Regions from separate parts of the Mus musculus genome. Here all the other regions are linked to region 1. Evidence: chromatin loops called from intact Hi-C (ENCODE). Cell type or tissue: heart. All regions are shown on one strand. Links, peaks and the distances in the headings refer to the core of each region. The heading gives the core; the rest is flanking DNA. Region 1 holds the start of Ccdc146 (coiled-coil domain containing 146). Region 2 holds the start of Phtf2 (putative homeodomain transcription factor 2). Region 3 overlaps Ccdc146 (coiled-coil domain containing 146).

Region 1 (10,593 bases), core at 1,109-9,108:
TAAATACGCAAATAAAATAAATTTAAATGAATAAATATTTGGATGAATTATATTATATAAAAATAAATTTCTGAGTTGGTGATGAGAGAAAAGTTTCACACAGCCCCCTCAGAGTACCATATGAACCCAGAACCTTACCTTAAAGAAGGAAACAGTTTAGAGCTCAGGCATTTAAGAATATCAATGCACTGATGAGGGAATTTGGGAACAGCAATAAGACATCACGACTTTTATCCCTTCAGATGACAAGCAAAGAGAATTCTCTAGGTGCAGAGGCCGGAGAGGTCATAGAGTGGTGAGAGACAGGTATTGAGTTTGGTAGGGAAACTAAAAGCCTAAGAATTCTTTAAGGTGTGATATGAGGCTATTACTAAAGGAGCTTTGGAAACTGTACAGTTGAGACCAGTTGGGGATGCAGAACTCCCAAAGGAGAGTAGGTACCATGCCCTCCCAAGACTCAGTCAGATGTTCGTCTCTGGAGAGACCAGTGTGGTCAGAAACCTAAGAAGATCTCAGAAAATGGAGAGATCTCCCATGCTCATGGATTGGCAGAATTAACATAGTAAAGATGGCCATCCTACCAAAGGCAATCTACAGATTCAATGCAATCCACATCAAAATCCCAACACACTTCTTCAAAGACATGGAAAGAAAAATTCTCAAATTCATCTGGAAAGGCAAAAAACCCCAGATAGCGAAAACAATTCTTAACAATAAAAGGACTTCTGGGGGAATAACCATTCCTGACCTAAAGCTGTACTACAGAGCAATAGTGATTAAAAACTGTATGGTAGTAGTACAGACACAGACATGTTGATCAATGAATAGAATTGAAGACCAGAAATAAAACCACACACTAACGCACACTTGATCTTTGACAAAGAAGCTAAAAATATACAATGGAAAAAAAGAAAGCATCTTTGATAAATAGTACTGGTCTAATTGGCTGTCTGTATGTAGAAGAATGAAAATAGACCCATATTTGTCACCTTGCACAAAGCTCAAGTCCAAGTGGATCAAGGACCTCAATATAAAACCAGATACACTGAATCCAATAGAAGAGAAAGTGGGAAAGAGCCTTGAACTCAATGGCACAGGGGGAAATTTCCTAAACTCCAATGGCTCACACTCTAAGAACAAGAATTGATAAATGGGTCCTCATGAAACTGTAAAGTTTCTATAAGGCAAAGGACATAGTTAATAAGGCAAATCAGCAACCTACAGATTGGGAAAAAAATCTTCACTAACCCCATATCCAATAGAGGGTTAATATGTAAAATATATAAAGAAATCAAAAAGCTAACAACTCAATCAAAAAATGGGGTATAGAACTAAACCGAGAATTCACAACTGAGGAATCTTGAATGGCTGAGAAACACCTAAAGAAATGTTCAAAGCCCTTAGTGATCAGATAATGCAAATCAAAATGATCCTGAGATTCCCTTCCACCTTACACAAATCAGAATGGATAAGATCAAAACCACAGGTGACAACACATGTTGGAGAGGATGTGGAGAAAGAGGAACACTCATCTATTGCTGGTGAGATTGCAAACTGGTACAACCACTCTGGAAATCAATCTGGAGGCTCTTCAGAAAATTGGAAATAGATCTACCTGAAGACCCAGTAATACCACTCTTGGGAATATACCCAAAAGATGCCCCACCATGCCACAGGGGCACATGTTTGACTATGGTCATAATGGCTTTATTTGTGATAGCCAGAAGCTGAAAACAACCTAGATGTCCCACGACAGAAGAATGGATACAGAAAATGTGGTTCATTTACACATGGAATATTATTCAGCTATTAAGAATGAGGACATCCTGAGTTTTCCAGGCAAATGGATGGAACTAGAAAATATCATCCTGAGATAATCAGACCCAAAAGGACATGCATAGTATGCACTCACTAATAAGTGGCTATTAGCCAAAAAATGTACAGAATACCCAAGGTACAGTCCACAGAACTCAAAAAGTTCAACAAGCTTAAGGGCCCAAGTGAGGACACCTCAGTCCCACTTGGGAGAGAAAAAAATCAATCACAAGGGGGGGAGGGACCTAGGAGAGAAAGGGAATTGGGGAGGGGGGGACATGATCTGGTATTGGGTGAAGGAAAATGACTGAAGTCCTGAGGGCCAGCAGAAAGAATGGAAACAGGCAATCTTGGGAGGTAGGAGGTTGGGGGGACCCTCCAAAATATACCAGAGATCTAGGAGGTGAGAGACTCTCTTGATTCAAAGAGAGGGATCTTAGATGAAATGCCCTACAATGGGGAGAGGAAACTTATAGAGACCACCTCCAGCAGGAAGACAGAGCATCAAGTGAGGGATGGGGTTGTCATCCCACAGTGAAAACTCTGACCTATAATTGTTCCTGTCTGAAAGAACTGCAGGGATGGAAATGGAGAGGAGCCTGAGGGAAAGAAGGTCCAGCGACAGGCCCAAAGTGGGATCCAGCTCAAGGGGAGGTCCCAAGGCCTGAGACTATTACTGAGGCTATGGAGCACTCACAAAAAGGGACCTATCATGACTGCCCTCCAAAAGACCCAACAAGCAGCTGAAAGAGTCAGATGCAGATATTTGCACCCAATCAGTGGACAGAAGCTGCTGGACACTGTGGTTTAATTAAGGAAAAGCTGAAAGAAGCTGAGGAGGAGGGTGACCCTGTAGGAAAACAATCCTGTAAGAGAACCAGCAGTCTCAATTACCCTGGACCCCCAAGATCTCTTAGACACTGGACCACTAACTAGGTGGTCCAGCTGATATGAGGCCCCCAACACATATACAGCAGAGGACTGCCAGGTCTGGGTTCAGTCAGAGAAGATGCACCTAACCCTCAAGAGACATGAGGCCCCAGGGAGTTTAGAAGTCTGGTGAGGTGGGGGTGGGGGTGGAGACATCCTCATGAAGACCCAGGGCAGGGAGGAGGTATGGGATGTGAAACAGTCAGAAGGTAAACTTGGAAGGAAATAAAATCTGGAGTGTTAAAAAAAAAGAGTAAATAAAATTTAAAAAGAATTTTGCCATTTATCTGTTTCATAGGCTATCACCTCTTCAAATGGATGCAAGAGACTTGTTTTCCCACTCATATTTGAGAGATATCTGGATTGGTTCAAAGTTTTTCTAGATAATGTAAATAAACCTATTATGAAGATGGATTTGTTGATTTTTTTTTCCTATTGAAAACTGGTCAGACTGTTTCTGATATGTTGGATTTGTTGGGTAATTTTTGCTTGGATGTTGAATGTTTTAAATACTATTCTGTAAAGCTCTGGGTCTCCTTAAGACTTACTCAGTTTGTTTGCTGTTTATAGCCATGCAGTTTAGTTACACTCAGACCACAATTATCTGCCTTCTGTGGAGAGTGGTTGTAATGTTTTCTTTCCAAAGCCTTTGTTATGTGGAATGACTTTTTATATAAATGCAAAATTCAAAGTTGTCTTGAGAGCTGGGTGTTTTACTGCTGTCAACTTCTTCAAGTCTTAATTAAATTTTTGGCTGTCTTCCATGTTTATGCAGAGGTGAAGCCCATTTTGGGTGTTTGTAGAGATCAGATGTAAAATCAAGCATCATTTTCCCGAGGTCTCATATGAAATTCCCTTGTAACTCTTCCTAGCTTGTTGTGGTTCCTTTGAACCTGAGAGACCAGGTTCTCACATAACCTTACCTTATGTTGTCATTTAGTGCCCAATATTTCAGTCCCACAAGGCCAAGTAGCAAGAAAAAAGAAAAGAGCACGGGTATCCCCTATATCTTCACCCCACCCCAGTCCCCACCCTTTTTCTCTATTAAAGGCTCAGTGTCTGTCGTACTTTTGGGTGTCTGTATGACCTGACAATGCCAGTGCAAATTTGAGTGGAACTGGCCTTGGGGCAGGACCAACAGAACAAAAGCAAACCGGATTTCCCTCCAATTTCTGCATCTGAGTAGTCTTTTGGTCCTCATTTCAGTTCAGCCCACAGGAAGGACACAAAATAAACAGAGGAAAAAAAAAAACCCACAACGAAAGTATCTTAATTCTTAAATTGAGATTTTGCAAAAATATGTTCAGTTCATTATACATTTCCTTTTACCTTATAGTTTGCATTCATTTCCTATATGAATGAGCTAGTTTATTTTTAAAAAGCTAAAACCTAAAGACAAATGAAATGGTTAAAAATTAAAAACTTTCCCATGACCAGAAAACTAAAAGGCTTTGAATGAAGCTGCTCCTCACCAGCCAGGAGGGAATCATCCTAACTTAGTTGTGAAAGGACTTCCTCAACAGTTAACTCCTATTGGAGATGGGAGACCAATAACAGATATAGAGGCCATGGTAGGAAAGAAAGCCCAAGAGAGGGAGACCACAAAAGAGAAACAGCAACATGTAAGTTGTACACAGTGTAACTGAATTTCAAAACAGTTCAAAGATGTAACATTGAAACTAAAAAAGAACTACAACACACAGGGCAATTTTAAAGAGAAAGCAGATTTGTAGAAAAACCAAATCAACCCCCCAAAAGAAGACACAGCCATTAGGAAGAAAATGTGGGGTTAGAGAAATGGCCTAGTGGTTGCTTTTGAAGAGAACCTGGGTTGGATTCCCAGAATCCACATGAGAGCTCTCAGGGGATCTGACACCCTTTTCTGATCTTTGTAGGCACCAGACACTCATATGGTACCTAGCATAGCCACACATTCAAGCAAAGCATCCAAACACATAAGAAAAAATAAACCTAATTTAAAAACTAAGAAAACCCTATAGGGACATTCCATACAAGATTAGCTAAAACTAGGAAAGAATTAGCAGACGTGAACACAGATTTGAGTACACAATCCAGGATGATGTACAAAGACTGAAGAGATGCACAGCATGCAAACACAGCTAAGGGGCACACATGAGAGAGTGCAAATTTCACACATATCCAGATATTTGGCTAAAGAGATGGCTTAGCAGTTAAGGGCACTGAGTTCCAGTGGTTCTGAGTTCAATTCCCAGCACCCACATGGTGGCTCACAATCATTTAGAATAAGTTCTGATGCCCTCCTCTGGCATGCCAGCGTATATGCAGATAGAGCACTGATATACATACATAAAATAAATAAATCCAAAAAACAAAACCAAGAAAGTGGATTTATTTTTGAGAAAAACAAATAAAAGCAAACCACAATACCAATTAATTCTCTCAGAAAGAAAAAAGATGGAACACTTTCCTCCTAATTTACCCTGATACCTAAAAGAAGAAAAAATGTCAAAGAAAATTTCAGGCTAATAGCTCATATAAAATAAAATACAAAAATTCTCATTGATCCATTAGTTGAATCTACCAACTTATACAGAAAAGATCACAACATGATTAAAGCTCATCCAGGGAAGGAAAAATGGTTCAATATTTAAATTATTCTGAGATATCACCACACCACAGTCCATTTCAAAACGACCATCTGGTCATCTCAATACAAACAGAAAAAATCATTTAAAATATAATATCACTCAAATAAAAAGTAAACCAGGAGTTAAATATCTTCAAAGGGGCATTGGAAAATTGTGCAGCCAACATCACGGTTGACTGTGAGATGCCAAACGCTTCCCCTGAAGTTTTAAATTGGCCAGCGAGCTCAGCTGATTCACAATTCACAGGTATGGTTAGCCTGGCAGTTTCACAAGGTGATTCCAAGTGGGTCCACCTGCGTATTCATTATATATTCTCAGAAGTGATAGCTCTTAGGTTTCTGAGTGTATTATTGTCTTATAAGAATAACAGAAACTGCAGAAGTTTTTTTGTTTGTTTTAAACATTATCTGTAATTCAGAATCGAGCACAGTTTGGTGGCCTTCATCCCTTTAACTGAGCTACTTAATCCTTGGTCTGATTACCTTTTCTTCTGAAAACTCTTCTGCCCTCTGCTGTCCATGAATTGAACATAAAGTAATAACAAAGTCACCACCTTTCACATTGATTTGGTAGGAGATTCTCTACACAACTGCATTTATGTTTGGATGCTAAGAAATTCCCTACATTTCTAAGACAGCCTTAGGCAACAGTACACACTAAGAAGGCCTTACTGTTTCTCTTCATTAAAAATGCCAAACATGATCACTACTGATAACATGCAAATGATGTAATCATCTAACCTCGTGGCTTAGAGATAGATAGCCATCATTATAAGGTGGTGTGCATCCTTCTGGAATTGTTTCTGTGATGTAATTCTATATTAAATATATTATTGCCGTTACAGAATTGAGATTGAACTAATACACAAAGGTTACTAAGTACTCTATTACCCAATATTATATTATGGATTATTTCAGGATATTATTTTTAGATTTCTTTATAATATTACAAATATAAAATTTATTTAAGCATTACTCTCTCATTTAGGGGCACTTAGATTTTTAAATTATTTCAAACTCTTTTAAGTGTTTGGCTTCAGACTCCAAGACAAGGGAGTGAGGTGCATATTTTAACATATCAAAGCAGATGTGGCCTCCAGGTTCTCCCAACATCCCTCAGTCCCTTCCTGGCATATCCTGCCTCCACCCCTGAAGTTTGCAGCCCAGGGGCTGGGCTGCCCTTCCCCCAGGGGCTCTTCCCTATATAATCCAGACATTTTCCTCTCTCTCTCTCTCTCTCTCTCTCTCTCTCTCTCTGTGTGTGTGTGTGTGTGTGTGTGTGTGTGTGTTTGTGTGTGTGTGTGTGTGTGTGTGTGTGTGTGGTGTGTGTGTGTGTGTGTGCTCTTTCTTTCCCTCTCTCCCCCTTCCTTGGGGTCAATGAACTTGCCCACCCAAGAGCAATAAACCGGAATTTAATATAATCTAATCTGGGTTGAATTGGCTCATCTCACCAGCAGAGAAATAATTTATTAATAAGTAGTCCTACAAAACAAAAAAATCTTGTACATTTGTAATTTAATGCTCTCATCCCCCCAGAACCACAGTTTTGGGGGTCATAATGGCTTCATCTTGTTTTTCTGAATCTTGTTTCTTCAGCTGTCATGCAGGGAGAAGAATAACTATCCTTCTTAATAGCTTTTTGTGAGAAAACCGTGAGATGGTACACGGGAACATACTTTGAAAACTATATCACTCACTTTTACAGGTAGACAAGTTTGATACTGACTAGCTTGTTAGGCATTGGTAACTAATATCTTACGTCACTCTTAATCTCTACCAGATTCTCGGGTTCCACCCTCATAAAAGCAGGAAGGTAGTCTTTCAGTACGTTTTAGTTCCTTTGCTTGAAAGTAATGAAATAATGACCGTGTCACAGATATCATGATGGCTCAGTTGTCAGTTCTATTAAGTTATTTTTCCTCAGAAAAGGAAAAGTGACTATAGGAACAGGATGATTTATTAAGGATGCATATTCGGCCCAAATATATGCAGCACGTCCACAGCAAATCAGAGCGCAGTTTCAACTTGCTTGTGCCTCTTTCAAATGTCAAAGTATGACTCTTGGGTTTTCATTTAAAAAAGATAACTTGAAGGCTCGTCTGAGTACGTACGTCCACATGGGACACAAAGCCAATGGCGCTACTCACTGAGTGAGCACTTGCTTATCATAAAGTCTATCTTATAGCCTACTGAGGCAGGAGAGAAACACGGGAACATGATGGAGAACTGGGAATAAAAGGAGCCCTCATTCCAGAGCCTGACCAGTGTGTCTCACCAGCTGAAGATGAAGAGTTCTAACACAGCTGTCAACATTATCGATGAGGATCACCAGTCTCTTACATAGTGATACTTTCAAGTTACATTGTTGAAGGAGCAATGGATCACATGTAAGGCCTAAATATATGTGTTCTTTCTTCTTTCTCAGCTATAAACCAACAGTTTTCTAGAAATCTTACCCAAAACCCTACTTCTAGTAAAGGACATGTTTTAATTCCCTTTTACAATTCTTGTGACACACAGTTTTATTTTAGGACTGTAACCCAATCCAAGACATCTCTAGAGTAATCCTATAATCTCACTTATTGAAAAAGAAGAAGAAGAGAAAGGTTTTAAAGAAGTTTCTTAGAGAAATCCTTTGAGGCATAACATGAGAGTCAGCAAAAGAGTGACTCTGGAGCACTTCTGCTAAGTCACTTAGGGCAAGCTCAAGGGAGCTTACACCTGTGCTCTTGGGTGTGTCTCTTTCTCTCCCTGTGTGATCAGTCACCTCTAGCAACCCCTGTGCTCTTAAACCCTTGTTTAAAATCTATTTTAAATCAACCCTCTTTCACATTAGCTTCTCCCAACATTTTTTTTCCAGCAAAGTCAAGGACAGGTTTCACCTTGGTGGAGGTCCTCAAGGATAGGGGCCTTCTTCTCAGATGGCTGACAGCAGGGCAGGGCTGTCACTGCCACCACCACTACCATAGTCTTCACTAAGAGAACAACATGGACGCTGGGGAGGACTTTAGCCTAGTCTATCTATCCATCTGTCACTTCAGGTTCAAAGAATTGGGGTCCCATATTTGGCTGAGAGTTTTGATCTTTAAAGGTATCATTTTATTTACTTATTGTGTATTTTATTTGTCACAACGTTCTCCGTATATAGTCCAGGTGGGCCTCAGATTTGAGATCTTTCTGCTTCAGCTTCCCAAACTCTGAAAACTTACAAGTGAACACCATCACACTGGACTTGCAATTAGTTAAATCTGTATGTAAGGAATTTAGGGAATTATTTGTAGAATGGGGAGAAGAATAGGCAAATATGGCTGAAATAATGTCCACACCCCCCATTTCCCATTATCTTTACTGCCTACTGAATAATAAAAAAAAGAGTTAACTTATAGAGTTATTTAGCACAGTCTGTCTTATATCAAAACTGAAGAAACATTTCTTGTGCCATAGATAATACAACAGGACCAGGAAAAAATTCTGACATCCCCTAACAAGTCTTATGATCCAGAGAGAGAGAGAGAGAGAGAGAGAGAGAGAGAGAGAGAGAGAGAGATTTTATTTTACCATTAAGGCCAAGGACCAGTTGCAGGGAAAGAGATCAAGACTGTCCTCTAACCAAGTTCAAATGTCTCCAAATCTCTTAGCAACGTAGACATATGCCATTCCTAAAATACTTTGTTTTGTATACTGTGCACTGCTTTGTTGTCCATTGTTTCATTTGATAAATGTGGTAAAAACGAAAAAAAAAACTTCTACACAAGACAAGGAAGATAGTGTCATCATTTTATAAGCAAATAGTAAAACCCAAAGGCATCCAATGACTGGCCTAAGATTACTACTTACAGTTAAGAAAGAGCCAGAATTCTAACACTTTTTCTTTTCCTTTTTTTTCTTTTTTCTTTTTCGAGACAGGGTTTCTCTGTATAGCCCAGGCTGTCCTGGAACTCACTCTGTAGACCAGGCTGGCCTCGAACTCAGAAATCCACCTGCCTCTGTCTCCTGAGTGCTGGGACTAAAGGCGTGCGCCACCATACCTGGCTTCTAACACTTTTTCTATCTAGTATTTTTTACCTAAGTGGGAGTTCCCTTAAAGGACAGAGAAGGGAGAAAGCAACAGAACGTGTCTGTCCTCTCATGCTAAGGTCTCTTGTGAGGGGGATTCTCTATTCCCAGGGAATCCACATTAGTTTGGTGACCTTTGGTTCTAACTACCTAAAGAAAGTATTCCTAACTTTGAATCTGATTCCCATCTATAAACATGCTGTTTCTTACCCTTTCTTTTGGTCCTGATCCTTGTTTAAACTCTTATTTTTCTCCGTGTGTTTTGGTCCCTGGGGTCTCACTTCAAAACTTCACCCTCTCCTAAGAGTCGCGTCCTTGGTATCCAAAGTAACCACAGCTGAGTTTATCCCGTCCCTTCTACTCTTCCTATTGGTCAGTTACATTAACTTTTTTTCTTTCTCTGCTCTCTTGGCCAATGGGCTTGAAGCAACGGGAAAGCAACGAGGGGGGAGCGGGGGCTCCTCTACCAATCGGCTGTCAGTCTGTGTATTCAGCGCACTGTCTCCTGGGATATGTAGTTTCACAGTTACCAGAACACCTTGATGTTTGGCTCCTTTAAAACTACATATCCCGATGGCCTCCGCCAAAGGGGCGGAAATAGGTGACTTGTCCAGGTCAGGGTTTCAACTAGGCTCTTTGAAGTTTTAACTTTCCTACCGGGATTTAAGGCGTTAAGTACTGTGCTGGGGGCCTGGCTCGTTCTTCCTTGGCGGAGCCGTGCATGCTGTCCCCTTCGTGACTGACCCGAGGCAGCTCGTGGTTCTTGTGGTCCCGGGACCAGCGAGCCAAGGCTGAAGCGTTCCAAGGGAGAGCATGTTCGGCCGCCTCCCTCCTTGCGCGTCCCGAGTGCGGGCGGGCGCCTTGGTCGGAGCTCTCGGGGCTCGGACTTGCGGCTCCAGTGGGGCGCAGCGGCAGGGATCAGCGCCCGATGACTCTGGGGCCGGCCTGGCGCGTGGGGCTCTGAGGGAGTGGACGCTGCAGGTGAGCCCGTTTGGGCGACTGAGGGCGCGGCTCCCTTGCCACCTGGCCGTGAGGCCCCTGGATCCCCTTGCGCACCCGGATGGCGACCGCGTGCAGGTGGCGGTGTGCGGCGTGGAGCACGTGGCGCGCGGCCTGGACAGCCTGCAGGTCAAGTATGATGCTGATCGGCAGGAGATGGCCAT
Region 2 (10,593 bases), core at 1,802-9,801, 540 kb before region 1:
GTCCACATGTAATCCCTGCACATCACCTGGGTGGTAGACAGGAGAATCCTGGGCTTGCTGGCCAGCAGGCTAGCCCCATCAGTGAGCTCCGAGTCCAGTGAGGATAGGGCTTAACTGAGGAAGATACTCAATGCTAACTTCTGTCCTAGGTTTATACACAAACATGTTCCTGTGCACACCCCCACACACACACACAAATGCATGTATATGGAAAAATATTTCAGAAATAAGATGAAGACTTAAGGAAAAATAAGTTCCTTTATCTATATGCTTTAATCACATCGCTGAGACCCAGTTTCATTAAGTTTATGTTCTTGACATTAAGAATATTAAACTCATTACATATATATGTGGTTCTAGTAATTTTTTACTAAACACTGCCTATAAATGACTAGCAGAGTATTGCTTCTTCCTGAGTTATTTTTGCTATTTTCTAGTTCTGTTACCTTGTTCTGGAGTTTTCTATTAGGTCTGTTGATTATTTTTGTTTTGATTTGTTTTGAGTCAGGGTCACCTCATGACGTAGCCCTGGCTGTCCTAGAACTCACTACATAAACCAGGCTGACCCCAAACTCAGAAATATATGCCAGCCTCTGCCTCCCAAGTACTGGGATTGAAGGAGTGTGCCACTGCCACCAGACTGCTTTCTAAAGTTCAATGCAGACAAAGAATCACAACAGTCAGCTTTTGAGAAAGTCTAATGAGTCAAATACTATGTCAAGGTGTCTAAGAGCTCACTTAAGTATTTTAACATCAAAGTGCAACAAGATAGACATCTGCATTTCAAGAATAAAACCAAACTTCAAAAAAAGTTACTAAATGAACCCAGAGTTGCTGAATTGGTCAATGACAGAATTCAGACCTAATCCTCAATCTGTGGAAGACTGTAACTTGTGCACATAACTTTCAAATATCTTTCATACAGTTTTGCTATCTTTTATTGTTTTATTATCAGCTCATTTGAGGTTTTTTATTAAATGTTATCAGTGCCTACTATTAGTCTTCAAAATTTCTGCAGATAAACTCCCAATAGTTCTTCTACTGCTTCTACATCCAGAAAACTGCATTCTTTTCTTTACTTCCTCTCACTAAATGTCAAATTTAATCTAGCTATGATTATTATCAGGGAGTTCTTCAGCCACAGCCATTTCCTGCCCCAGTTCAAGTTCACTATTCAGAATTAAATCCAGCATATTTTCTTTCTTGCCGAGGAAGAAAATACCTGCTTTAGGAAGCAGTCAGCATTTTCTTTGCAAACCTATGGATTTTTTTTCCAGCTACTTGCATAACACTAACAACCTGAACTGAAAATACGGCTGTCCTAAATGTCACCTGTATGTGCATCTTACTCAGATATTTCTGGTGATCAAGTGAGGATGGTTCAGTTTTATATACCCAGTGTCTGTAGAGTTCCATGCTAACAAGATAAATATAAACATGGACCCTTTCTCTCAGTTTCAAGTGCAGTCCCAATTGAAAACATTCTGCCCCACCAACCTATCCCACGCTGGTTTTAAGATAGTAAGCGGCTGTGCTGGCACATGGCACATCCCTTTAGTCCCAGACAGAGTAAGTAGAATCTGAGCTCAAGGCCAATCTGGTCTATATGGAGTTCCAGGCCATCTAACGCTACATAATGAGACCCTGTCTCAAAAAGGAACAGAAAGAAAGAAGGGAGGGAGGGAGGGAGGAAATCGGCTGATATAGGAGTTTCTAGACTAGGCAGAGATTAGGAACAACAAAAGCCACTTTAAGATTCCTATATAGCCGGGCGTGGTGGCGCAGGCCTTTATAATCCCAGCACTCGGGAGGCAGAGGCAGGCGGATTTCTGAGTTCCAGGCCAGCCTGGTCTACAAAGTGAGTTCTAGGACAGCCAGGGCTATACAGAGAGACCCTGTCTCGAAAAAAAACAAAAAACAAAAACAAAAAACAAACAAACAAAAAAGATTCCTATATAAAGGAGGCAAAATAGAGTGCAAAGGCTTCTGCCAGTGTTTTGTTGTCTTCATATACAGCTTAGAAAGAAAAAGCTCAATGAAATGGTGACTAATCAGACATGTTTAAAAATGTACTGAATAGGCACTTGGAAAATAAGTGAAGGGTAACTATTAGGTAAAAATATAACAGACAGACTGCTTCTCTAAGTGTATGTCATAGTTTAAGTGAGAACGGCCCCCACGGGCTCACTTATTTTAGGCCCTCCAGTTAGCAACTGTTAGAGAAGAAAGAGTTAGGAGAGATGGCCTTGTTGTAGGAGTTACGTCACTTGGGGGTAAAAGCCCATTTATTTCCAGTTTTTCTCTTTCTTTCTGCTTTAATGCTCGTGGATCAACTTGTAAGTTCTCAGCTACTATTTCAGGACCCTCCAGCTGCCTGATGCCAGCCTCCCCAGACCATGATGGTCACAGACTCTTCACCTATAGAACCATAAGCCCCAAATTAAATACGTTTTATAAGTTGCTTTTGGTCGTGGTGTTTTGTCACAGTAACAAAAAAAAAAAAAAAATAACTAAAATGATTATTTGGCAATTTCTGATTTTCAAAATCGGATATACTCACTCTGCCGAGACACAATCTATGCAAATCAGCATTTATTGTTGATATACAAGGACTTATATATAATGCTACAATTCCCATTCTCTCAAGCTAGACTCATGGTGTGAGACTGTCTTCTCCTGTATGGAGTATCTTCCTTCCTTCTCTATTTATGGAAACTACTTAAGTCTCCAATGCTCAAGAAAGCTCCTCCCAGAGGCCCCTGGTCCTGTGAAGGCTCTATGCCCCAGTGGAGGGGAATGCCAGGGCCAGGAAGCCAGAGTGGGTGGGTTGGTGAGCGGGGGGAAGTGAAGGGGGTAGGAGGAGGGTATTTTCAGAGGGGAAACCAGGAAAGGGGTAACATTTGAAATGTAAATAAAGAAAATATCTAATAATAATAAAAAAAAGAAACCTCCTCCCTGGACCTCCCAACCATTCTCTTAAAAAATAAAAGATACATGTTCTTCCTTCTTTGTTCAGTGCTTATCATTTTATTTAGTACTTAATATTCACTTACAAGTACTATCCTCTCTGTTCAACAAATAAGGAAACTGATGTGGTATCATGCTCACAGTAAAAAAGATCAACAGGTATTCAAACTCTAGTGACTATCTTGTTTTGGTTTGGTTTTCTTTCTTTCTCTCTCTCTCTCTCTCTCTTTCTTTCTCTCTCTTTCTTTCTCTCTCTCTCTCTTTCTTTCTGTTTTAAGTTTACATTGATGGTTTGCCTGCATGTATGTCTGGGTGAGGAGGATGTTGGATCTCCTGGAACTGGAGTTACAGTTATGAGCAGCCATGTGAGTGCTGGGAACTGAACCCAGGTCTTCTGGAAGAGCAGCCAGTGTTACTTTTATGCGCACTGATGTTTTGCCCGCATGTGTATTTGAACCTTGGTCCTTTGGAAGAGCAGCCAGTGCTCTTAACCAATGAGCCATCTCCCCAACCCCTTTGGTTTGGTTTTTGTCGTTATTGCTTTAAAACAGGTCTCATTATGTACACTTGGCTGTCCTAGAATCCAGACATCTCCCTGTCTCTGGCTCTCAAAACCTAGATAGAATTAAAGGCACATGCTACCACACGTGACCCAAGTACCTATCCTTTAAACTCTCCATAAAGTCAGCCAGATTCCACACAGTCACAACACAGTAAGGTGCTATCCTTTGTTTAAGTATCGCTCCTCTTAAACCGCTGACTCCTGCCTGGCAGTCCTGGGCGGTGGTGGCGCATGCCCTTAATCCCAGCACTTGGGAGGCAGAGGCAGACATATTTCTGAGTTCGAGGCCAGCCAGGTCTACAAAGTGAGTGCCAGGACAACCAGGGCTACACAGAGAAACCCTGTCTCGAAAACCAAAAAAAAAAAAAAAAAAAAAAAAAACAAACCCGCTGACTCCTAAGAAGAGTGACAGTGATTGACTTCGTCCCTACATCTTTAACAACACTCAAAATTGCGTTTACACAGTGATCTGAAAGTGTTTCAAGAGAAAGAGCTTGGACTCAGCTTATCACCCCGCAACACTGTTGTCTATTAGTCTCTTTCTACCAAGTCTACTCCCATTTAACTGTAGTCCAAAAGCATACTTGAAATGTAGTCCTTGTAATTAAATTGGTTACAAGTGAATCTATCAACTTATTACCATTAAAATCTCGAACCATTAGTTAACTAAATCTTAGTTGTAATAATAGAGAATAGTAATTACTCATTGGATTATGTGACATAATATAATATATAAATAATCCAACTAATTTATGATCTTCATTTTTTTCAACATACTAACATAAATTCTCTTAGTGACGATATATGCATTACATATTCCCTACAATTATACATAAACTGAACAAGCCAAAAAGGTTTCCACTTAAAAACTGTTCAGGTCATCTTTATTTTTAGCATCAACTCTCCAGTGCCAATTTGACCTTTAAAATATTTAACTCTTGCAAGCTTGGCTATGCAAGACTGCCCACACAGTTAGATGCACTTGAAATAAATACATTTTTATGATCTACTACAATATACTAAAACTCAGAATCCTCGCCACCCAACATTAGATAGTTCTGATACTATCTAATGCATTCAACTGCTTCCCTGTGCAGGAGGCAGACTACTTCCAAAGAGGGAAAAACTTAAGAAATTTCCTGGAACCACCTTGTTTTCTGGTTCCAGACATGGCTCAGTCTACCCGGACCTCCTGATTTCTTTCCTCTGGGGTCTAGAGTCTGAATCATAAAACTCACAGAAACACCCGTTTCTTTCCCTTTTAATCTATAGCCTGTACACCAAACCTAAGTTAGGACTTGAGCTAAAGTGCACGTGGAAGTCCAGTGTTAGGAAAAACGATTTACAAAAGTACCTAGCAAATTCATAATCACTTAAAATCAAAGACTCGGAAAAAGAAAAAAGGCAAGAAACGCTTAAAAATGTTTGATGAAAGCAATAAAAAATTACTAAAGTATTACACGTAAAGTAACATCAAAGTAAGCAACGTCTACCACTGACAAAACAATTGTAAATTGCATACCTAATTTACATACACCCAAGTATGTAAAACCCACAAGGAAGATTAATTGCTCCACATTGTACTTTCCCAGTAGCACATGTTAATACAGTCCCCAGGTGTTCTCCGGACAAAAATAAAATGGTTAACAAAATGATTCCTGAAGTTTAACAAGGCAGTGATGAGTTAGAAAGCACAATACCAGAACAATACTAGAACGCTGGCTGTCAACACGAGGCGGAAACAAGGTGAAGCATGCCTATGGACCACTGCATTGTTTGCAGACCTGAAATGCCCTGCCAAGGCCCACGCGCGAGACTCGGGTAGCCGCCCCTCCGCGGTCGCTGTAGGAGCCGCAACTCCCGTGCGCCGGAGCTGCGGGAGCAGCAGCTGCCCTTCCGCGCGGGCAGTGCCTGCACGCAGGGCGACCGCTCCGCGAGCCCGCGCGCGCCTCGGGCCGCTAGAGGACCTCGCGTGGGCCCCGGCCCGGCCACCCGCCGCCCCCACACGCCCTCTGGGGACCGCGCGACCCCAAGCCAGAGGAGCGCAGGGGCGCGCGCGCCCACACCGCGCCGAGCTCCGGCCCGCAGCCGCCGCGCCCCGGCGAAGGGAGGGGGCCGCGGCCGAGCGGGGCCCGCAGGTGCCCGTGGCAGGGGGCGCCACGGCGACCACGAAGCCCGCGCCCCCATCCCGCCCGCCGCTCCGCCGCCCGGTCCGCACAGCCCTGGGATCCTGTCAGAGTGCGGCGACCTCCACATGGCCCGCCGAGCATGGAGCTGTGGCGCCTACCGTAGCCGCCGGCGCCGCGCCGCTGGGAAGCGGCTAGGAGACGCGCAGAGTCGCGAAGGCTAGTGCCGCCGCTGGAGCCCAAAGAGCTACAGCCCCGCCGCCGGCGGCGCGCTGCCTCCACCCTCGCGCCGCTCGCGCCGCCCGCACCGCGCTCCGCCTCCCGGGACGCCCCGCCTCCTCCGCGGCTCCTCGCATGACCACGGAGTCTGCGCCGCAGCCCGCAGGTTACGGGACCGGGCGAGAGGGGTGGGAGGGTCCCGGCGAGCGAGGGCGGGCCCGACGGCGGGCGTGATCGGAAAACTGACTTTTCTACCAACCTATAGGACTAAGGGGCGGGCCCAGGGGGCGCGGTCATTGCCTCCCTTTTTTATCGCTCTAAAACGGAGGGCAGTCAGTTACTGGCGGCCAAATGAACCAATAAACAAGAAAAACGGGCCCGTGAGCGCCGAACGCCGTTCGCTCTGCTCTCCGGGATAGGCCAAGGGCGGCGGGAACAGCCCCGGATGTGGGCGGAACCTTGAGGTGCGGAGGGCCTCAGCTGCGGCTGTTTGGAGAGGCGGAACTATGTCTTCTCCTTAATTATCATGTGAGGGCCTAAGAATTTAATGGGGGGAAAAGTGTGGAAGAGGATTAGGATCCAAACTGGCGGATTTCCCGACCTTCGCTGCCCTCTCGGCTCTCCGGCCAGCCGCTCTACCAGGTGAGTCGGGAGCTCGGCCCTTGTCCTGTCCGTGCTGCCTCCGGGTGACCTCACCCCTTCATGCTGCGTGCGGGCGCGTTTGCACGACGGCTATGGGATGCGTCTTGCAAAAAACGCATTAAATTCCAGCATGAGTTTGGGAGAGTCCAGATATTCCCGCGAAACCACCATGGGCATTTCCAAACCAAAGACCAGGATAGTTTAGCAGGATCCTCACGTTCCAGGGCAGATGAGCCCTAAAGTCAACCAAGTTGTAAGCAGCGAGGCCACTTATTTTGAGAAGGAAATTGTGAGCTGGTTAAACAGAGCTGTCTTCGGGTAAGGAGAGTTCATTTATAAGTATTAAGAGTAGCGGGAGAAGGGAAATGGAATGGTATGGGAAGGACCTTGGATGAGTCTACTACGCACAACTAATTACTAGATGCAGGTGTGTATTTCCATGTGTGGGGAAAGAAACTCTGAAGGTTTCAACAATGGATCCGGAATCATACGGGCAAAAAAAAACAAAAACAAAAAAACACCTTCTGTGTACAGATATAACCACCTTAAGTGAGAAATATCTATTGAGCAAATCTTAGCCTTGGACCAACACATAGAGAGAAAATGGTGGTAAAAACCAAATAAATTCTATTAAAACAGTATGTCTTTGTAAAATTGGAACCTTGTATTACCACTGTAGTTCAGCGTATGTAATCCTTAAACGTCAGTTAAATGTCAGGAAGGTCATCTCCATTGTTGAGAATACTTTTCTACAACCGAGTTTTGTTTCCACCCACAATTATAAACTTGTAACCGCAATAAGCTTAGGCCCTGGCCTCCTTTCACCTCTTGTCCTAAAATGCCTATAGTCATTGCACTCGACTTGGCACTTGTTCCTGAAGGGGGTGGGGATGGGGGAGAAAAAAGTTTGTATTATCCTGTACCATATAGAAAAGTTGTGTTTAAGGATATTAATAATCACAAAACTTTGTTAAAGGTTCTTTAAATTGACCAAATCAGAGGTTAGGACTGAGCAAACATAATTCACAGGATTAAAAACACACAGTTAATTAAGCAGTCTGCCCACATCTCCACCTCTGCTTCCAAACTTAATCTCATTCCATTATATTCTATTTTTTGTAAAAGACTGGTACAGAAAATTGCCTTCCGTGACTTAACCTAATGTGAGCAGTTCCTTATACCCCTGTGCCTTTAAGTCCTAGCAGAGTCAAGTCAGGTAGCTCTTTAGATAGAGTTCAAGGCCAGGCTGGTCTATGTAAGCAAAGTTCTAGGCTGGCCAGGCTATGTAGGCAGAGCTCTGTCTGCCAAATCCCTGCAGTCCAAAGCATTTGCAAACTAAACAAACTGCTAATAGTTGAGAGTGAGAAGGTGCTAGGACATCAGCATCCAACTGCTAAAGTTCAACAGGTGTGTGTTTACCAAGATTAGCATCCTCGAGATGTGCAGACTTTAGCAATAGATTGACCACAGCTCTTCTTGTCTGTCCCTGCTTCTCCTGCATCACTCTCACCTTTTGTTTACCTCTCCCCCTGGTGACCTTTCCCTTCTCTCCTGTGTGCCTGTCTTCACTCTGTCTTTTGCCAGTGGCTTTGTCATGGAGATTACTTTCCTACTTAGTTGTTCTTGGGATGGTAAGAGCAGGTAAATGCTGCACTTGCCACCCAGGCCCATGGCCTGAGCTCAGTCCCCAGGACCTGGGTGGTGGAAGGAGAGAAGGAAATTTTCCTACTTGTGCCTCTCACACTCTCATGACCACGTGATCAGAGGAATAAAATGTTACTCAGCTTTTGCCATTTCCTTGCCCTCTGTTGAGTAAGCTGCCTTACTCCACTGCATGTAGTTTGCCTTCTGATTCCCATTGTATCTGCCCTTCCACTTAAAGGTCGCAAGGCTTCGATTAAAAAAAAATCTTGAAATGTAAATCCATACATGAAGATTAGATACATCTTTATACCTTAAGCTAAGGTATAAGTTAATGAATTCCCAACTGAAAGTAGAAGTTCTTAAGAATTATCTTAGTGATACTAGCATTGAAAAAAAAATAAGAGAAATTAAAAATATTCTGGCAGTGAGAGGTACTGGGTACTGGGCTTTCCAAGCATAAGGATGCATTCTAGAGTAACAGAGCTAAGGTTCTGGGTAATGGAAAGATTGCTTGTTGGCTAAAAATGCTTGCTACTCTATCAGAGGACCTGAGTCAAGTCCCAGTACCTACATAAGGCGATTAGGACTGCCTGTAACTCTAGTACCAGGCGATACCAACCAGGGGTGCCAGGTAATCTTCACATTCAGAAGGAATCTTAGCACTGAACATTTTTTTTCTGGGCTCATGTGGCACACACATGTAGACATACACATAAAAAGTTTTTTTTAAAAGAAATCTATTTTAAAATAAAAGAGAACAGTGATATAAAAGTTAGCCCCTGTCATTGGATCTTTAAACACTGGGTAATAACAAAATCCCAAGTTTTTTAGTGGTCTGCTCTAGCAAGGAAATACTTAAAAATACAAGAAACAAGGATTATGTGCAAGTATAGTTATCAGTCCTGTGTGGATTATTTAGCCAGTGACACCTCTTCAGTCTTGCTGTTTATAAAAACTATATAAAGTTTATATCAGTCATTCTATCCTCAAAAACTTCATTATGCACCCAGCAGTGGGGCACATGCCTTTAACCTCAGTGCTGAAGAGGCAGAGGCAGGTGGATTTCTGAGTTTGATGCCAGCCTGGTCTACAGAGTTTCAGGATAGCCAGGGCTATACACAAATCCTGCCTCAAAAAACATGTTTCAATGTGTTGACCTCGGGTGCTTTATTTTAGCACCTCTTGAAATTAAATGCAAAACTCTTAAGTTTGCAAGTATGCAGAGAGGTTAAGAACATCCCTGTGGTGCATCGAAAGGCTTGACTTGGACCTGATAACACTGAAAAGGAACCAATTGCTCATGAATGAGGTTCATGCCCAGTGTCCACACTATCTTAAGTCAGTCGTGGACTATAAGAAATGGTGCAAGGACTGGAAAGAGAGCTTCGCAGTTAACACAGCTAAGAACATAGACTGCTATCTAGGCAGTGGTGGAGCATGCCTTTAATCCCAGCACTTGGGAGGCAGAGGCAGGCAGATTTCTGAGTTCGAGGCCAGCCTGGTCTACAGAGTGAGTTCCAGGACAGCCAGAGCTACATAGAGAAACCTTGTCTCGAAAAACAAAACAAACAAAAGCCAGACTGTTCCTCCAGAGGACTGGAGAGCTGTTCCCGGCACCCACTGTTGGGAGGCTCACAGCTGCTTAAACCGCGCTCCGGTAGAATCTTCCACCTCCAGCCTCTTGAAGGCACTTGCAGTACCCACACACTTACACATGATTCAGAATTGAAAATATGAATGTGTGTGCAGACATAGTTGGTTATTGCTAAAACAGGTTTTGAATGCTAGAATGTTTTCCAAATTAGAGACTCTGAGAAGTGAGAATCAGGCAACTTTACTAGGAATCAAAGTGGTTTCTGCCATCAAATTGTGACCTTTTTTCTTTTCAGGGTGTGTCTCCCTTATTTCATCCCCGAAACAGCCTCTTTAAACTGTTTAAATGAGAATGTCCTTGGCTCAGAGAGTACTCCTCACCTGGCTTTTCACATTACTCTTCCTCATCATGTTGGTGTTGAAACTGGATGAGAAGGCACCGTGGAATTGGTTCCTCATATTTATTCCAGTCTGGATATTTGACACTATCCTTCTTGTCATGCTGATTGTGAAAATGGCCGGACGGTGTAAGTCTGGCTTTGACCCTCGACATGGATCGCACAATATTAAAAAAAAAGCCTGGTACCTCATTGCAATGTTACTTAAGTTAGCCTTCTGCCTTGCACTGTGTGCTAAACTGGAACAGTTTACTACCATGAATCTTTCCTATGTCTTCATTCCTTTATGGGCCTTACTGGCTGGCGCTCTAACAGAACTTGGATATAATGTCTTTTTTGTGAGAGACTGACCTCCGAGTACATCGTCTCATTTCTGTTGCTGTTCAACAAGCTATACAGTATTCCAAATGTTTGCAAGTTTAAAGGATAACAGAACTAAGGG
Region 3 (10,593 bases), core at 782-8,781, 93 kb before region 1:
AAAGGGATTTTTGAATACAGCTGAATTTAATAAACTCTAATACTTACTCCTGGCTTAGGTATCTTCTCAAATTCCTTTAATATGATACTCTTTTCTTCTGTTAAGCTGCCAAAAGAAAATACCATGTTTGACAAAATGTACCAAAGAGTAAGCTGTTTCTGTCCTGCGCCTTCCTGTTTTCTCTCTCAGAGGGTTCCCAGGCTGTCTCCTCACATCCTAGTGCCCTCTCTCTCAGAGGGTTCCCAGGCTGTCTCCTCACATCCTAGTGCTCTCTCTCTCAGAGGGTTCCCAGGCTGTCTCCTCACATCCTAGTGCCCTCTCTCTTAGAGGGTTCCCAGGCTGTCTCCTCACATCCTAGTGCCCTCTCTCTCAGAGGGTTCCCAGGCTGTCTCCTCACATCCTAGTGCCCTCTCTCTTAGAGGGTTCCCAGGCTGTCTCCTCACATCCTAGCCTCTCTCAGTGATGGCTCTGACGCTCCTTGGCCTTTAGGTGTTTCCTTCTGCCCACACTCCAGCAGCAACATATGTTCGTACCTAATACGCCAGCTCTCTGGGTATGTTATTATAAGTGTCCTGGATCATGGGCATCCCTGTGGATTAGGACTCCTCCCAGGCAGGCTCTGGACTTTTTCCTGTCTACATGTTTCTGCCTTGAATTACTACTGGGGCCTTCCAAAGGCTCTGCCTTGCCTGACTTCACCCTTGCCCCTGATATTCAACCCTCCGTCAGTTCAGTGATTTTTAGCAACATGAACAAGATCCCATCAATTTTCTGCTCAATAACATCTAGTCAAACCTGGACCAAGTTGAAACTCCACATCATCTGCCTCTCCAGTCTTGCTGCTTGACACATTTCCCTCTCGCCAACTTGGTCTTCCTGAATCTGTTCCAACCGCAGGCTCTCTGGCCTGCCCGATTCCTCTGCCTGGCTTACTCTGGATCATCCTCCTAACACAGTACTAACAATCCCCACCAGGCTTGTTTTATTCTTCCATGTGTGCTCCTCGCTGCCTGGTATTTTGTCATGTGTTAGCTCTGCAAGGACAGAGACTTTGCTCTTTTTACACTGCGCCACCATTGCTAGAAGATAGTTGGCACTTGATAATTAGTAGCAGGAATATAGCGGATGGTTCCAAGTTGGTTTGATTCCTATTTCCATTCTTTGAAATACATAATTTGTATACTAAATAAAGAGTCACACAGAGAAATAGAGCTGCTGGAAGAATGACCCATTGCTTCATGTTATTTACATCTGAGTTGGGAAAGTACCATGGACATCATGAAGGGAAGACCCTGCAGATGTTCACAGCTGTGAATAAGGGTCATCCCAAGAGCTCCCACATTTTACATGACATTTGTATTCCTCAGGAATGGTATTACAGAGAAGCACCACTGAGAGACATAGAGCATTGGAGCAGAAGAAACTAAGCAGAGGCTCTTGGAGCATGTGTGTTTAGTCCCTGTGACAAACACACTTTATATCTGTCATATCCTTCCCTCTTCCTGAGTACATAAGAAGGTTGCATTTTATAGCTTCCCTTGCATTTGGACTGGGGACAATGGAGGGTGATTGTCACCTGCCTTCCCAGCCACACTGAATGGAAACCACTTGGCAAGCACACAGGATGGGGGCTGTTTGACTTTCACTGAACTATGTCAGAACGAGAAACACACTTTTCCCTTCCCCACCCCCCTTTTTAAAGATAGGGCCACTCCCAACCAAAAAGCAAACACAGGCTGGTCCAAAGCCTCTGGCACCTATGTAGCAGAAGGCTGCCTTGCCTGACCTCAGTGGGAGAGGATGCACCTAATCCTGTGGAGACTTGATGCTCCAGGGGTGGGGGGATATCTAGGGAGGGCATCCCCTCAGAGGTGAAGAGGAGGGGGTGAGGGGAAGAACTCTTCAAGGGGGGACCAGGAGGGGGCCACAGTTGGGATATAAGTAAATAAAATAATTACATCATCATCATCATCATCACCATCATCATCAACATCATCATCATCATTATTATCATCAACATCATCATCATCATCATAACCCTAGCTGTTCTGGAACGTGTTACACAGACCAGGCTGGTCTTGAACTCGCAGAGACCCACCTGCCTCTGCCTTCTGAGTGCTGGGATTAAAGGCGTGCACTATCACACCAGGTCATAAATACACGTCACATTCCTCTACAGCCACAGTAAGATTTATGTACTATTGTTTCCCCGAGGCACTGGAGCCTAACCTTTCTATTCCCCTTTCTGTTTCCAAAGTTCCAGTGACAAGCAATGATTTCCAAGTCAGTATCTCCAGCCTTGGAACTTCTCTCAACTGGCAAGTTTTCACTTCTCAACTCTTGGTAGACAAAGCCAGACTTTTCCAGTTAGAGTCCCTTTGTTCCCCTCTGAAGCCTCACATTGTCTACCCCATCTCGTGTCCAAGTGCACAAGCCGGGGAGTTACTCTTGAGTCTTCTCCACTTCTTGCCTCTTTTGCGGTGTGAGAGCTTTTTGCTACTGTCCCATGGGCTTCTCAGGTTCTCTCTCTTTACTCTCTCTGTTTTCCAGACAGAGCATTTTCTATTTATCTTGGAGTCACTGACTTTTCTTACTTTCAATCTTCTGTTCACCCATCGGTTGATTGTTTAACTTTTCAGTTACTGTATTTCTCAGTTATAAAATCCCCACATGAACAACTTAGAAGTATTTGGCTGCATCTAAGACTGTGTTTTGGGGTTACTTTTGTAGTGAAAAACTGAATCAGCTGGAAATAAATGACATCGAGAGATGTTCTTCTTAAGATGCAGCTTCTGAGACTTTTGTTCCTCCGTTAGTCTTGATGTTTGGAGTTGTTTTTTGGTGTGTGCATGTAAAAGCTGCAGGGAGGTCTTTGTCACTTAACTCAGGAACCTCTAGCATGCAGGCTGACATCTGCTGTCTCTTAGGCAAGCTGAGCTCTCTTTGCCTGGTTCTTCATATGGGAAAACTGTTGAATGGTTATGTGATGGGATTCTAGGCTTTACTCAGAAACATGAAAACAGTTAATATTTTGGCTTTAGTAGACATGGTTCAGTTCAGGTCAGGTCAAAAGATCCAGCCAATGCTGCTGGCAACTATGGTTTTTAGACTGATTTAATTTTCAGCACCTTTGCATTGCTAGCTAGAGCTTTCCTGTTGGGACCTGGAGAGCTGACTGACCACTTAGCTAGTTCTCAAAGTTTCTGCGGGCTGTGTGGGATCAGATCTACAAATATGCAGCTTGAGGGTAAGCCAGGAAGTTCATGAGCAACTAGTTTATATCCATAAGCTTTGTCTAACCCCTCATCAGGAAGCTCAGAAGAGTTGGATTTTTCTCTGTTGATCTCTAGGGTAAACTTGGAGGGTTTTATCAGAATCTAAGCAGCCTGGGAGAATTAAAACACCCAAGTCTAGTTGGCTCTGACTTTCTGGGTGAAAGATGGAAAATAATTCCATCTAATACTGCCCTGCCTCTCCTTCAAAGGGCTAGAGTGGACAGGAAAAGCGCCATTAGACTCACTCAAGCTCTGATGCCTGATCACAGGGCTATCTGACGCTTCCCCTTCTCCAACGATTCCACCCCCTGCTGCAGTCTTATCATCGCAGCGCCTTCTCCATGCAATGCTGTGTCTGGTCAGCAAGAGAACACAGCCAGACTTAAAGCATCTAGAATCACTTAACTCTATGATGAGATTTGGGCTGGGTGGAGCATTGTGGTCATACTGAATCAAACCGATCCTACCAATTAGAAGATCCAGGAACAAGGAGCCACGGGTAGACACACATCTGTGCATCAGGTTTTATTCTAGCATATTTTCATTGGTAATGATGTACATTAATGATAGTTTCATGATGCCTGACACATGGAACCTAATATAAATGAGCACAGATTCAAGCTGACTTTTTTCAGTTTTGAGTATTTACCACTTGGTCCTTAGACTTATCTTTTCCCTTCACCTGCTACACAGCACTTTGGGCATGCTGCCACCAGGGGGTGTTTGAGTGCTGCCAGCCATTGCTGATGAAGGAAACAATGGTGGTAACTAACATGAACCCAAGATAAGGGCTTGCAGTCTTCTCTTTAAATAGATACAAAATGGCGTTTTCTTTGAACAAACAGAATGGTTAGTTATCTAGGACTGTGAAGGCTGGTTGTATTCCTATTAAGGAATTTCTCCTTTAAGAAACAGGGACTTTTATTTCCTTTAAAAGGTGCACTCTTCTATTCTCAAAGAATAACACTGTGTACCATGGTGGTCCTTTCATTCTTCCATGTATGCTTAGTAAAATTATATTAACTGCATATGCATGGTTGAGTGTATTTTTGTCGAAATTACATAATGTTTTCCTAGTTGCTAAACAGATTCCACAATTAGTAATTGAATAGTTATTCTCAGGGTTTTCTATTGGGAGGAGATACTATGATAAAATGATTCTAAGCATTATTTATCACACACCAGGCCTATCCTATGCAGGAATCTACACACATTTCTACGCTCCATAGTTTTGCCAGGTTGTGCAAAAACAAACAAAAAACAAAAAACAAAAAACAAAAAACAAAAACAAAAACCAGAGATAAGTACTTCCCCCCAGCACAGTTCTGGCTGTGACAGGTATGGGGACTCCAGAGTTGATGCCAGGCAACAGAATACAGGAATACAACCTGCTGAAAGACAACCAGCTTTTCAAAACTTCAGATGACGTTCAATTTTTAATTTTTTTAAAATTTTTTTATTACGTATTTTCCTCAATTACATTTCCAATGCTATCCCAAAAGTCCCCCATACCCCCCCCCACTCCCCTACCCACCCACTCCCACTTTTTGGCCCTGGCGTTCCCCTGTACTGGGGCATATAAAGTTTGCGTGTCCAATGGGCCTCTCTTTCCAGTGATGGCCGACTAGGCCATCTTTTGATACATATGCAGCTAGAGTCAAGAGCTCCGAGGGACGTTCAATTTTTTACATTTGTAAATAATGTCACAATGTTGACAGATTACATTTAACCTGTTTTACTTTTTTTTTTTTTTAGATTTTCATTTTCGCATGGCATTGCTGGGACAAGACTGGATTTTGTTATGGTAATACATGCCACATACTAGAGTGAGTACATGTTAACTCTTAGCCTCATATTCAAATAACCCTTGTTCTCTCCTAACTGAACAAACCTGCCTGAAGGCTACAATCACTAGTCACTGAAACTGAGAGAATCACCCAGACACCAGGACATTCCTGCACATGCCCAGCTTGAGGGTTGCTGCTCTCAGTCCATAGCATGCTGGAGGTCACTGATTACTGCCTTGCTTCCCCAACTGACCAAAGCTTGTCAGAAAATGTCAGAGTTAGACCAAGAAACAAGTTGTACCGACTGCCCAAATTTCAAGAACTACTGGAAACCAGGGAAACTCAAAAGGCAACAGGAAAGGGGAACGTTGGAGAGAATATTGGAACCTTTATCAGAGAAAGCTTTTAGAAAAATAACAACTTCCTTGGTTGCAAAATAAGCTCTCTGCAGTATGATTTAACTACTTATTTATCTATATTTAAGTATGATCCCTAAACTAAAACTGTGTAACACAGATTAATTATTAACTAATCAAAACAATTTACTAACCATTAGCATCTATTAAAAAGCTTAATCTGTGTGAAAACAGCTGTTGGGCCTGGTGGCCATGCCCTTAATTCACCTGGGAGGCAGAGGCAGAGGCAGAGGCAGAGGCAGAGGCAGAGGCAGAGGCAGAGGCAGAGGCAGAGGCAGAGGCAGAGGCAGAGGCAGAGGCAGAGGCAGAGGCAGAGGCAGAGGCAGAGGCAGAGGCAGAGGCAGAGGCAGAGGCAGAGGCAGAGGCAGAGGCAGAGGCAGAGGCAGAGGCAGAGGCAGAGGCAGAGGCAGAGGCAGACAGAGCTCTGTGTCTTTGAGGCTAGCCTGGTCTGGTTTTTGAGACCCTGTCTCAAAAAGTATAAGAAGAGGAAGGAGACAGAAGAAGAGGAAGAGATGGAACAGGAGGAGCCAGCAGTGGCAGCAGCCAGGAGGAGAGAAGCCAAAGTAAAAGTAACTTGATGTTGCTCTTGCCAGTCACCAGTGACTCAGACGTTCCTGAAGATGCTGGGGTAGAGGATGTTGGCCACTTGGGCTTGTATTATTTAGGCCCTGAATACAATGATAGTTTACTGTGCTGAACTGACCAACATCATCTGTATATTTGGATGAATAGCATTCTCTCATTGGCTTTGCTTATTTTTATCTATGGATGGAAATGCCTACTTTTTTTCCCCCGGGAGTGTTGAGTGGATTTATTTCTGTACCACATAATATCAAGTGTGTGAAGGCAACAGACAACAAACACAAAGCCCATTATTCTTCCCTGGAATTCCCTTTGCTAACAAAATTGTTTTTATGGAGATGAGCTTATTAATTCTGGAGATATTGATATTAGAGGATACAGGAGGTCTGCTCACTGTAAAGTGCCACATGCTTTTGTTCTCATCCATCGTAAGTGACAATACACCACCCTTCCCCTATCTTAAGGAGCTTGGTGAACAGTCTGCCTGTCTATACCTAAAAGTCAAGAAACCCTCCACCCCCACCCCAATTCTTTTTTCTTGGCAGGAATACTTGGAAATTTTAAACAATTTAAAAAACCAGCTGACTTATGTGTTCTGTACCCTTTCACAAAATGTCACGAATTCCTATTTGCAAGACTAATGAACAACCACCAATTGTTTTAATTTCATTATTTTCTTCAGCTGAAAGAGTGCTCACGGAAATAGCTGGTTTTCCCTTTATAGTTCTATCTGGAGAGTCCTAACAAATTTAGACTGAAAGACACATAGAAAAAAAAAAAGCCGCCTATTTTTCTTTTTCTTTCTGAATAGAATTCTGTTCATTAAACTGCTTCCTTTATCTATCTCTCAGTTGAAAAAAATAAGCCAGAAGGAAAAATCTCAAGGTCCGGGGGTTCGCATGGTTGCCTGGAAGCCACTCAGGCATTTGCTGTCTCCATGCAGGGCTGAGTTATGTTGTAGTGTCTGAATTCTACATACTGTTAAAAATAGCCAAAGCTCTCCACCTTAAATAGAAACAGACTCTAGGAGGGCAGGTTCAACTTTCTTCCCAGCACCCAGGCACAGCACTGGCACATCACAGCTCAAAATTCCAGTCACCATGCAGAGGTGCAAGCTGAACTTCCATGGAAGCAGGGGGTATTTGGGAAACAGGTTCACTCTCCCACTGGCACCTGCTTTGCTTCACTGAGTGAGTCCCCTCTAGGTCTGTATAAGCAAATGACTCTTCCATGAGGATGTCACTTTTCTTTAGTAAGAAGGGACAAAAGTTAACTTACAGGGTCCTGTGGCTGCTGTGTTAGAAGATAAAGTGAAGGGATGTGACCTGGGTGCCTAGCAACATGATGTCAGGAGCCACAGCTATCCAGGAGACAGGAAAAGAGAGGGACAAAAGAGGAAGGGCAGGAGAGCAAAGAGGCCGCTCTGTTCCTCCCTCCCCCCACCTCCCACCTCCCAGCAGTTTCCAAAGCTCCAAACATGGAAGGGATTTCAGTTTCCAGAGTTCTTTGCCCAGCTCTTGTGTGATCTTTTAGTGAAGGGAGCCAAGGGGAAATGTAACCGGGCTTGTAATTGTTAGCTCAGACTTCTTATACCTAAACCCTCTCCCAAATTAACTTGTCATGTGGAAACAGCCTGTCTCCAACAAGTAGAGACCTCACCTAGTCAGCCTGCACAGACTGTGGGACAGTGGAGCTGTCTCCAGGGCGGCCCCGGGGGCTCACCTAGTCAGCCTGCACAGACTATGGGACAGTGAAGCTGTCTCCAGGGCGCCCGGGGACTCACCTAGTCAGCCTGTACTGAATATTGTACTCCCTTTCTTGCGCTGCCGTGTATTCATTTTGGTACTTGAGCAGCTGCTCCCGAAGTTTGCAGACCTCAGTGGTGAAGACGTTGGGGAAGTCTTCGGCCTGCTGCAGACAGACCTGCTGCTGCTGGATCTGCTCCGTGAAGCGCTTGGCGTTCTCCAGTAGCTGCACCTCAGACTCCTGCGTGCTGGGTTTCAAAGACATTGAGATATTGATAGGGGGGACGTGTGTACCTTCAGGACACCCCTCCTTCCCCCCGCCCCGTATTCCTGAGAGGATTTGGGGGTAGGATGGGAACATGTCACAGATGTTCCTACTCCTGGATTCAGTTTGATCAGTCATACTAAGTCTCAGCACTGGCAAGAACAAGGCTCAGCGACTAGCCTGAGTCACCCACCCTCTAGCTGGGAGAGGTACACAGTCAGCTGCAGTGTCCCCTCATAAGTTCCTCCAGAGGTCCCTAGATCCAGAGTAGGGGCAAGCAGAAGCAGAGTAGAGGCAAGTAATCCAAAGGATATTCCCTCTGACTTTGAAGAAAGACCAGGGCTCCCAAGGAAGGGGAAAAAAAAAAGTAATGGGCCCCTCAAATAACCCAGAAATTCTTTTCTTTTCTTTTTTCTTTCCTTTTCTTTTCTTTTTCCTTTTTTTTTTTTTTGTGCTTTTAATTCTCTAAGTAAGACTGAACCAAGATCTTTTTTCATTACAGATCTAAGACATTAAGCACTCTTTTTAACAGCCATTAGTGGGAAACTAGGAAAAATTCCCCTATAAAATTATGCACATTAATCAGCTTTTAATCCTGCCCTGATGCTTGGCTAAAAATAGTCTTGACTATCACAGAAAAGAGAGTTCCTAAAAACCCAGCTGTATTCTGTGACCTTGTCCCGGTTTAAAGAAGTGGCTGCAGATCTGGATAGATAAGAAAAGTTATACTTGACTGATCCCAAGAATATTCCAGAAGTCTTGCATGTTACAAACTAGTACTGGCACCCAACTTATAGTCTACATGGCCTATCTGTCTCAGACACCCTCACATTAGTGATCCCCTACCCAGCAGCCATAGGCAGGCCTTTGCTATTTTATTTTAAAGCTAACACCTACTTCTATGTGTGTATTCTATTAAATGTTCTTACCAAGAAAAATCTCTAGGTTTCAGCTTATTTGCAAAGATGTCCTAAAACAGGATTGAGGCTGTCTTAGCTGAGGTAACAGGCTTCCCTTACCCTATTTTCTCACGCTTTACTGTGTCATGTGTTTAGTGGCATCCAGCCAAACATTTATCGGAGCCTCATATGTTCCAGGAACTATGGTAGGTGCCAGAGAGCAAGCAGAGCAATACTGGTGAAAACTCCTCCAATTTCCGGGAATGGAAATGGGAGCTGTTCTCTTACGCTTCGGTGCTCTTGTATGTTAACATTGTGTTCATCTGGCATAACCTGGGCTCCTTACAATGACAGGTCTCCAGGCCCTAGAGTTCTTCCACATGGAGAGGAGGGCAACACAGAAGTGAGCTTCCAGTCAGAACATAGGTGGTAGTTTACACATATACTCGTGTGACATACAGTGTCAGGAGGAGAGAACTTAACTTCTAATGTAGTCTTGTGGAAAGCTCAGTCGATGTGGGTTCAGTACTTCCAACCCATATCTGCCTGCCTGCAGCCCTAGCCACAAAAACATAGTGTCTGCTTCACTGTGCTTTTCCAATGGGCTTGAGAGAGAGTGGTGGGTTTTGTAATAGGTAGAGAAGGAAGTAAAGGCTCTGGAGGAGGTAAACTGTGAGCAGCAGAGGGGAAGTAGCTATTTCACAACACAAGCTGGAAGCAGAAGATGTCACTACATAGTTTTGGTCCTGCACTGATAGCTTGTCACTAAAGAGAAATAGCTTCAATACCCAGTGGCAAGTAGTAGGCTCTGGGCAAAGCTGATGGCTTATTCTGTGGATGCCCATCTTCTGACCTTCTACTGACTTGAACTTAAGCTCTCACAGAACTATACTTCTGAATGACAATTGGAGAGGGGTCTTCTTGTCCAAAGTATCTTCAATAGTCATCATACACACATCAGCGCCTACTCTGCCTGAGAAATGCACGTTTGTCATCTCAAAGTTCAAGAGCTCTTTTCTTCAGGAGTAATTCCTAATGAGTGGTGCAAACAAGTGGACAAGTACCCTGGCTTTGTCACTTCCTGGTAGCAGAGCTGTAATTGTTCTCTAGTCAGAAGTCTGTGACACTGGGCCCACAACATGAGCCACAGATGACCCCATCCACCTGGTTTCTTCCTTTTCAGTCTCCCTTCTTCACACATTCACAACCTCTTCTTTAGTGATTTCTAAAACCACCTGAACTCTGATCTTTGCCCCAGATTTCAGAGAGAAGACAAATGAAGACAGGTCCCATTTGTTATAAGGAAGAAGTACAGAGACGATAAAAGGTGACTCCTTGCTGGCAAAGAACATACCTCACCACTGTATCGTGTAGCAAGGTGTACTTGGCTTTCAACTCTGCCATTCTGGTTCCAGGAAGTTTTCCCTTGGAGTGCAGCTATTATAGAGAAGATAGATTACCATTAGCCATCACTGTCCTTGTGCCTATGGAGGAACATAGGTTATTTTTAGCCATCACTGTCCATATGCCTGTGGATGCACATAGGTTACTGCTAGCGATCACTGTTCGTATGCCTGTGGAGGAGATGAAAAGACTCATATATGTCTTCTAAAATCTTTCAGCT

What was found. Hi-C counts contacts between places; a loop is a spot of excess contacts. Peaks named below come from ENCODE experiments on the same cell type or tissue, not always from the same donor. Only the 100,000 strongest peaks of a DNase experiment are listed, where the experiment ranks them.
Region 2: a loop joins it to region 1, with 2.6 times the contacts of the local background. A loop is called at or near these places in 3 of 42 quality-filtered maps.
Region 3: a loop joins it to region 1, with 8 times the contacts of the local background. A loop is called at or near these places in 27 of 42 quality-filtered maps.

Annotation. Positions count from the first base shown.
Region 1 is chr5:21,414,925-21,425,517 of GRCm38, forward strand. It overlaps Ccdc146 (coiled-coil domain containing 146), which reads right to left and starts at 9,753. Exons shown (of 19, transcript NM_029195.1): 1 at 9,641-9,753. It overlaps Fam185a (family with sequence similarity 185, member A), which reads left to right and starts at 9,979. Exons shown (of 8, transcript NM_177869.4): 1 at 9,979-10,593. The coding sequence starts at 10,244. In heart, for the core only: a CTCF peak has its summit at 5,903 (motif pointing left); no DNase peak of the experiment used is centred there.
Region 2 is chr5:20,876,140-20,886,732 of GRCm38, forward strand. Phtf2 (putative homeodomain transcription factor 2) reads right to left here and starts at 5,985. Exons shown (of 18, transcript NM_172992.3): 1 at 5,817-5,985. It overlaps Tmem60 (transmembrane protein 60), which reads left to right and starts at 6,314. Exons shown (of 2, transcript NM_177601.3): 1 at 6,314-6,516; 2 at 10,050-10,593. The coding sequence starts at 10,100. The coding sequence ends at 10,501. In heart, for the core only: a CTCF peak has its summit at 5,327; a DNase peak (open chromatin) is centred at 6,222; H3K4me3 peaks cover 4,349 bases; H3K27ac peaks cover 2,856 bases.
Region 3 is chr5:21,322,697-21,333,289 of GRCm38, forward strand. Ccdc146 (coiled-coil domain containing 146) reads right to left here. Exons shown (of 19, transcript NM_029195.1): 3 at 10,324-10,406; 4 at 7,844-8,053; 5 at 48-105. Among named protein-coding and RNA genes, the nearest start is that of Fgl2, 45 kb to the right of the region's middle. RefSeq lists an enhancer at 6,458-8,415. In heart, for the core only: a CTCF peak has its summit at 3,996 (motif pointing right); a DNase peak (open chromatin) is centred at 7,135; H3K4me3 peaks cover 1,496 bases; H3K27ac peaks cover 4,604 bases.